2 separate regions of the Homo sapiens genome follow, and region 2 is linked to region 1. Evidence: read pairs that join two places in POLR2A ChIA-PET (ENCODE). Cell type or tissue: B cell. All regions are shown on one strand.

Evidence for each region. Peaks named below come from ENCODE experiments on the same cell type or tissue, not always from the same donor. Only the 100,000 strongest peaks of a DNase experiment are listed, where the experiment ranks them.
Region 2: POLR2A ChIA-PET joins it to region 1 with 7 read pairs; 1 of 35 experiments calls an interaction of 5 or more read pairs at or near these places.

Annotation. Positions count from the first base shown.
Region 1 is chr5:96,975,498-96,979,497 of GRCh38, forward strand. It overlaps LNPEP (leucyl and cystinyl aminopeptidase), which reads left to right. Exons shown (of 18, transcript NM_005575.3): 2 at 3,641-4,000. Among named protein-coding and RNA genes, the nearest start is that of LNPEP, 41 kb to the left of the region's middle. In B cell, no CTCF peak of the experiment used is centred here; no DNase peak of the experiment used is centred here; H3K27ac peaks cover 480 bases.
Region 2 is chr5:95,816,246-95,820,245 of GRCh38, forward strand. GLRX (glutaredoxin) reads right to left here. Exons shown (of 3, transcript NM_001118890.2): 2 at 262-381. The coding sequence ends at 268. Among named protein-coding and RNA genes, the nearest start is that of GLRX, 4.5 kb to the right of the region's middle. In B cell, no CTCF peak of the experiment used is centred here; a DNase peak (open chromatin) is centred at 2,136; H3K4me3 peaks cover 1,655 bases; H3K27ac peaks cover 3,496 bases.

The sequences.
Region 1 (4,000 bases):
CACTGCTACTGACATAGTTAAGAACTTTATCTTGACTGTTATTGCCATTATAGTGACAGTCTAACTCACTGCTTCTCACATTATCTGAGCTGAAGAACCAGGGTTTATTGTTTCTGTTTTTTTAATTTTTAATCTGTTGCAGAAATTTTGTAGCATATAAAAAAATTAATTAGAAAAATGAAATGAAAAAAGACATACAAAAATAGCTCAGTTTTATACATTATTAAATTCAATACACATAAAAATTACTCTGTCAAATTGTCATAAAAGTTTTTGGGTACTAATAGTCTATGTATATCCTGTCCCAGATGGGTCACACTTTTGCACATTGGCACTGGTCCACAAACAACATTGAGGAATGCTAGTTCACAGTATCTGATGAAAAGAAATGTCTTCAGTTCTCTTAGATTATAACCACATGGGCCTATGTTATTTAAAACTGAAACATTTCAGTAGAAGGTTCTTTGCTTTGACTTATAGATAGCTTCTATATGTGGATTTAAGAGGTTTTAGAAAATTCCCTGTTTCTTTAGGATCCCTTCTTTCAGTAGGAATAAATCCCATCGAGCAAGGGGTAATCATGTGTTATGTTACAATTTAATGCCAAAATCAAAGTGTACTGACTTAAGAATCAAATCAACATTTTCTTAAATAGGCTTGAAGTACCTTCATGTATCTTCATGGGATACCTGTAATAAAAGTGATTTTCCCTGATTTGATATATTTAACTTGATATGATTGTGCATACAAAAAAAAAACTGTGCTTCTATATTGCACAGTGAAATATAGCAAATGGGTTGATGTGATCTCCATTTCTGAAAGATTAAAATTCTACGTTGGTATTATTCTGACTGGGAGTGAAATAATAAAAGTAAGTTATTTGGATTTAGGCAGGCATCTGACTAAGCCCTTGTCAGAAGATTTGAAATTAATGACATGCAGACAGGAGATACCAAATTGTCAAACTGTAGAATATCTCTTGGCTTTAAATGGCATGGCAGAAGAATAAAAAAACACAGCAACAAAGTTCTAAGGGGACAGAATTGAGAGATTGGAATGCTCTAAATATTAAGCTGAGATTGTACCTGGAGTTAGTTCAGAAATATAGTAAATAAAACCATGCTGTACAGAACCCATTGTTGTCTGCAGTAGGCCTGACACAGAACAAAACACATGGGGCAAATGCCTGAGAGCATAATCTTCCCATGTGTGGTAAAAAAGTCAAAAAAGGCCTTTTTAGACATTTTTAAATTAAAAAAAAAAATTAAGCTAGTCTACAGCAGTGTGCCAGGAACCAAAAAACTACTACAGAAACTTTCTAATCATTAAGAGTTTTAAAAGCAATTTTAAAAAATTGAATACAGCAATATTTGCTCTGTTAATGAAGTGTATGACCCAAAACACTATTAACTATCAAAACAGAACATACTTTTTTTTTTTAACAAGAAATTGGGGCACTATAGGAAGTTTAGGAGATTATATTCCCAAAAGCAGTATGTTAGAACCCTTCTTCTTTCATAGTAGATGGGTAGATGGCAGAATGCTAAACTCATACCTAGAAAATGATTAGAAGTTTTATTCAAATAAAAATTTTAAAGTAGCATAACTTGTATACAGTTCAGGTTGGAGAGGAGTCAGGAAAAGGTAACCTCATTGTGATCCATATGCTCCCCAAAGCAGAAATGGGTGAAGTGAAATGAAAAGAAAGTTTATTTTTTAAAGGTAATAAAGACAAAGGAAAAACAAAAAAACATAACTTTTCTTAATTTGTGTTGTAGCAAGTTAAGCTGAGGTACGGAATACCAGGTGGATGGGCATGGGAAAGGGAGATGATGACACTGCAAGCAGAGGGAAGAGAAAAGAAAAAGAGACATGTGGAGGATAGCGTGGAATAGCTGCCTGGCCTGTGCTCAAAATAGTAAGCAGTTTGGGATGGCCAGAGCATACTCAGGAATGGTATTTAGTGCTGGCTGGGATCTGACCATGGAAGATGCTTATACCAGTGCCTCTCAAACTTAAGTGCACGTGAGCACCCGAGGATTTGTTAAAATTCGTATTCTAGGTGGAGACTTCAGAGGCTGCGTTTCTAACAAGCTGCAATGTGATGCAAATGCTGCAGGGTCACAGGCCACACTGAACAGCAAAACTGCAAATTTTATCCTAATATTTATCAATAATATGTTTTATGGATGAAGAGTTTCCACCATTACAGTGTTTGTTGAATAGCACAAAATACATAGCATTTATCTTAAGCTAGATATTCAGTAGTTTTTTGTAAGCTTTGCTCTCCTGATGGTGAAATAATACTCTTAGCAACTTCATTGCCAGGTATGAAATAAATAATTCAGGGCTCTCATCTTTTATTGAATTAGTTTGAGTAGAGGGATGCAATATAATGAAAAGAGCATAAACTTTTGAATCAAATTTTTAGACCTGTGCTTTAATATCAGTTTTATGACTAAATAGCTGTGTGACTTTATGAAGACGAATTAATCTATTTCTCTTTTTCTATTTTCTCATGTCTAAAATAGAATACTTGCCATTTTATAGGATTGTTGTAAGGGTTAGAAATGATAGGTATAAAGTATCTTCCCTTGTAGGGAAGATTAGTGGAGGTTTCAATTTGATAACTTTTGAGATCCCTTAAAAACTAAAATTGTATGAATTTTAAATAAAAAACATTGAACGATCTAATCCTAGGAAGTACTGATATATGGGGGATTATCGACCCTTCTACTTCTAGAGTCTTTTTTCTCAGTGATTTTGGCAAATCGGAAGGTGTGGTTTGTTGTAGTTTGTAAAAGCTCCCACTGAGATCCACTAACACTCATGGTGTGCAGTATGGTTGTTTCCCATGGAAATATGTTGTACTTCTGAAAGCCATGGAAGCATGAAAAACAGATTGAATTATAATTTTATCTGACTTTTATTGTCTTTTGATCTTTTTAAAAATCATTTCTTGCTTATGGAAATTTCCCATATAATTTGCTGCTTCCCATTTGCTGTGGGACAGAAACATTCCTCTTTCAGGGGAAAACAATAACCCATCCTGTTGCTTAGCCATACTCAATCTTAGAAATGGGCATACCAGCTTGTGGTGCTCCCTAGAGAGAATGAGACTCAGGGATGAGACCCACAAATACCTTGGAAGCAGATTTGAGGCCTGTTGGACAGAAATTCTGGGATTGCAGTGCCCAAACCCTAGAAGGGGAACCGTGGACTGTAGGTGGGCACATCCCTTTGATCCTACTGACTCCTCGCCTGGTGGGGACAGACATAGTCAGAGGAATGCCAAAACAGTGCCCTCTCAAGCCCAGGGCAGGGTCCCAGGTTGTGGGGCAGGAGTATATTAAGGAAATTAGTATATTATCTCAGCTAACTTTTTAAAAATATAATAGCCTGTTTATTTAGCTTTCTTGTTTCATAACTGTGGTATACTTTTATTTATGTTTTAGTTTTTAATGGATGACTCAATGGTATAAACATCTTATTTAATTCAGTAGCTCTGAGATGGAAATAAGTCTTAGTGACTTAAAAAAATTCTTAGTTTAAATGTGGTCTAGGTAGAAGACATGTTATTAATATTATGAGCTTTTTTTTTTCTAACTCTGTGCCTTGTTCTTATGTTTTGGTTTTTTAGATCGGCTTCAGCTCCCCAGGAATATGATTGAAAACAGCATGTTTGAGGAAGAACCAGATGTGGTGGATTTAGCCAAAGAGCCTTGTTTACATCCTCTAGAGCCTGATGAGGTGGAATATGAGCCCCGGGGTTCCCGACTGCTGGTGCGGGGTCTTGGTGAGCATGAGATGGAGGAGGATGAAGAGGATTATGAGTCATCAGCAAAGCTGCTGGGCATGTCCTTCATGAATAGAAGCTCAGGCCTTCGGAACAGTGCAACTGGTTACAGGCAGAGCCCAGATGGGGCTTGTTCAGTACCCTCTGCAAGGACCATGGTGGTCTGTGCTTTTGTCATCGTGGTTGCTGTTTCTGTAATCATGG
Region 2 (4,000 bases), 1.2 Mb before region 1:
TTATGCATCATTATATTCTCATGTGTCTGGCACATGCTTAATAAATATTTCTTAAATGAAGCTTGAGTGAAAGGATTTCTCTCATTGACACGATCTCTTTGTAAAGTGTGAAATTCATAAGTGATTGACATCACCATTCCTCAACTCACCCCAAATCATTTCTTCCCCCAACCAGAATGCTGTCATACAGTATAACAAACCACGACAGAAGAATTCCACGGTCTCCCATGTTCCTGGCCCAGCACCTCACCTGCCACTCACCTGTGGTTACTGCAGAGCTCCAATCTGCTTTAGCCGCGTCAGCAGTTCCCCACTCTGTTGCAAAGAGACTAGATCACTGCATCCGCCTATACAATCTTTACCAATAAAGACTCGAGGCACCTAAAAAAGCACACGACCCAGGACATTACTACATTACTAGATTAGACAGAACATTTCTATCCTACCACTAAATATTTCCCGTGATTCCAAACTTTTCAAATCACTTTAAAACCTCCTTATGTATATGCTCACAGGACAGGACTTCCTTTCTGTTATAAGGGGTAACATTATTAACTCGAGAATGTTTTTACGCCAGAAGAGTTTTCAAGTTGTGTGCTATGCATGAGCTTGTCCAACTTGTCAAAGGGATTTAAAAATTTCACTCTACAGAAACATGTTTCAGAAGGAGAATTCTGATTGGCTGCAGTCAGACCACCTAGATTGAACTCTGCTTTCTCTGCATCAGGGACCACACCTAAGATTGTAAACTGGGTCACAGCAATCAGGAAGGAAGGAGTTCGTTTCTAAATACAGCTGGAAAAGTATTTGCATTACGTCTCTGATTTTTCAGGTCCATGGTTTATTAAGTACAATCATCTCTCTGTGTTGTTAAAACACAGGTGAGGGCCAGGCACAGTGGCTCATGAATGTAATCCTACTACTTTTGTGAGGCTGAGGTGGGAGGGTCGCTTGAGCCCAGGAGTTCAAGACTAGCCTAGGTAACATCGTGAGACCCCGTCTCTACAAAAAATACAAAAATTAGCCAGGCATGGCGGTGCATGCCTGTAGTCCCAGCTACTCAGGAGGCTGAAGTGGAAGGATTGCTTTGGCCCGGGAGGTCGAGGCTGCAGTAAGCTGTGATGGTGCCATTGCACTCACACCTGGACGACAGAGCAAAACAAAGAAAGCAAAACAAAGCAACACAAGTGAGCTCTGTCCTCAACCAGGGGGGTGTAGTGGTGTTTGAGTCTCCTTTAATCGCTGGTCCATCATAAGATGGTTAACTCACCCCGGATGAGGGTGCGTCACCCACGCCAAGCCACAGTCATGACACCTGCTGAATAGGCTCCTCTCTAGTTACACACTTCCTCCCTGCTGCTAGGAGCAGACACATTCCAGAATTCCAGAGGGCTTTTAGAATCGCGAGGGAGGAGGAAATACCCTCAACGTGGCTGAATTTATAGGCCAGGAGTGTTCCACCAAGGCTGCCTGGCAGTGAAGAAAAAAGCCCCATGGAGGTCACCGCGTCATCAGAGCCAGCGGGCCTCTCCCCGAGTACCAGGAACGCACTGGAGGGGAGGGAGAGGTGGAGGCAGAAAGCAATGAGACTATTTTTCAAAGCTTTGGGCTTTCCTCAGAAAGCATAATAATTGGAGCAAATTGTCCAAAAAGTGAGAAAGGTGAGAAAAGGGGCTTCATTATTGTGGATAAGTTCTTACAGCACTTTTATTAAAAAGGGGGTCTGGGTGAAGGTAGGCATTAAAAATAAAGTCTAAAAATTAAAAACAAATCTTGCACATTTCCATGGCTATTCCCTGTGCTCTCACAGGATAACTGAGGCTTTGAAAACCCACAGCCCTGGAGCTGCCCCCCAGCCTCCTGAGATGACCCTGAAATGTGACCAGGCTGCTCCCAGCGTGGAGTTTTGTGCTCAGTGTCTGGCAAAGAAGCGAAAGGCTCCTTTACCCTCACACCCATCCTCTAGTCTGGACAACTGCAAAACTGCCATAAATCGTATCAGTGAATGGTACCCCTAACGGGAGCTGAATGGCAGGCTGTACAGACGGCACGGGGGTGCTGTGGCAGTGAAACCAAAGCAAGAAGTACTGTTGATAAAGTTGAGCAAAGAAGAGGAAATACCCTGTGCTGCTTCCCCTCCTGTCCCTTCCCGTCCCAGCCTCCTCTTTAGAGGAACTTGAGAGTCCGCTACTGTCAAGGAGAGGAAAGAACTGCCACCCCAAAACGAGTTTGGTAATCCTGTGGTTCTTATTCTCCTGCACTAGGTTTCCCCAGCCTCAGCCAGGCAACATCTCCTGTACGCTAGCTAGGGTTACACAAATGCAACTACTCAAAAGCAATTTCTCAACACTCCTCGGCTACCTCCCTGGTATAAGCCACCTTCATCTGTCACCTGAATAACTACTATAGCCTCCCAATGTCTCCCAGCTTCAACCTTCACCTTTGCCCTACTGTCTCTTCTCCCCACAGCTGCCAGAGTGGCCCTTTCAAAATGGGGTCAGATCAAGTGACTCGTCTGCTCAGCACCCACCAGGGGCATCTCATCTCACACCGAGTACCAGTCACAGTTCTTCCAAGCTCCTATTAGCTCTCAGACCTCACCTCCACTAACTCTCCTACTGGCTCACAGTGCTGCAACTATACTGGCTTCCTTACTATTCCACAAACCTGCCAGGCAAACGTCTACCCCAGGACCTTTGCATTCACTCTACCTGTAAATTGTGTACACCCATCTCCCTCAGCTCCTATAGATATCTGCTCGAATGTTCCCTTCTCAGTGAGACCCAATGGCTCCATTTAAAACTGGACCCTGATGCTTCCTCCCTACCTTTCCTACTTTTCCTCATAGCACGTGCCACTTACCAACTCCCAACATACTGTTTTATTACTGTATTTGTTTGTCTCCCCCACTAGAATATAGGTTCAACAAAGGCAGAAGGGTTTTTTTCATGGCAGAAAAGGCAGAATTTTTTCCCCAATGTACATAAAAGTGTCTGGTACATAGTAGGTGCTTAAAAATATTTGTTGCATCCAGTAAAATCATCATTCAAATGCGAAGGAGAAATACTTTCTAAGGTAAACAAAACTTGAGGGAATGTGTTACCAATGGAATCACCTTGCAAGAAATGCCCAAAGAAGTTCTTCAGAGAGAAGGGAAATGATATAGTTCAGAAACTCAGATCTATGTAAAGAAAAGTGCATTAGAGGAGAAATAAATGAAGGCACTAATTTAGGAGCTGTGACTATAGCAAAACAAAAACAGGTTTTACCAAGTACATGGCTTGATTGAAGCCACTAACTTTCCATAATCATGTCCTGCTGATTACCTACTAGATACAGCTACTTTATAGAATAATTAAGACTGCAGGATCAGGCCGGGCGCCGTGGCTCACGCCTGTAATCCCAGCACTTTGGGAGGCTGAGGCGGGTGGATCACGAGGTCAGGAGATTGAGACCATCCTGGCTAACACAGTGAAAACCCGTCTCTACTAAACATACAAAAAATTAGCCAGGCATGGTGGCAGACGCCTGTAGTCCCAGCTACTCGAGAGGCTGAGACAGGAGAATAGCGTGAACCCGGGAGGTGGAGCTTGCAGTGAGCTGAGATTGCGCCATTGCACTCCAGCCTGGGCACAGAGGGAGACTCCGTCTCAAAAAAAAAAAAAAAAAAAAAAAAACCCTCGGGAGCTTTCAGACCCTTTGAATACAAACACTTCCCTGTTGGGGATCAAACATGCAGCTTTAAAAGGCTTGTTCTTCCCCTAGGAGGAATGCACTCAGAATTCAAGAATCTGTGAAAAACATTTTTCTAAAAATGAAAAACAGGCTTGTTGAGGTGGATCACATCTGTAATCCCAGCACTCTGGGAAGCTGAGGTGGGAGGATAGCTTGAGGCCAGGAGTTCAAGACCAGCCTGGGTAACATAACAAGACCCCCATCTGTACAAAAACTTAAAAAATTAGCTGGGTATGATGGCTCATGCCTGTAGTCCCAGCCACGG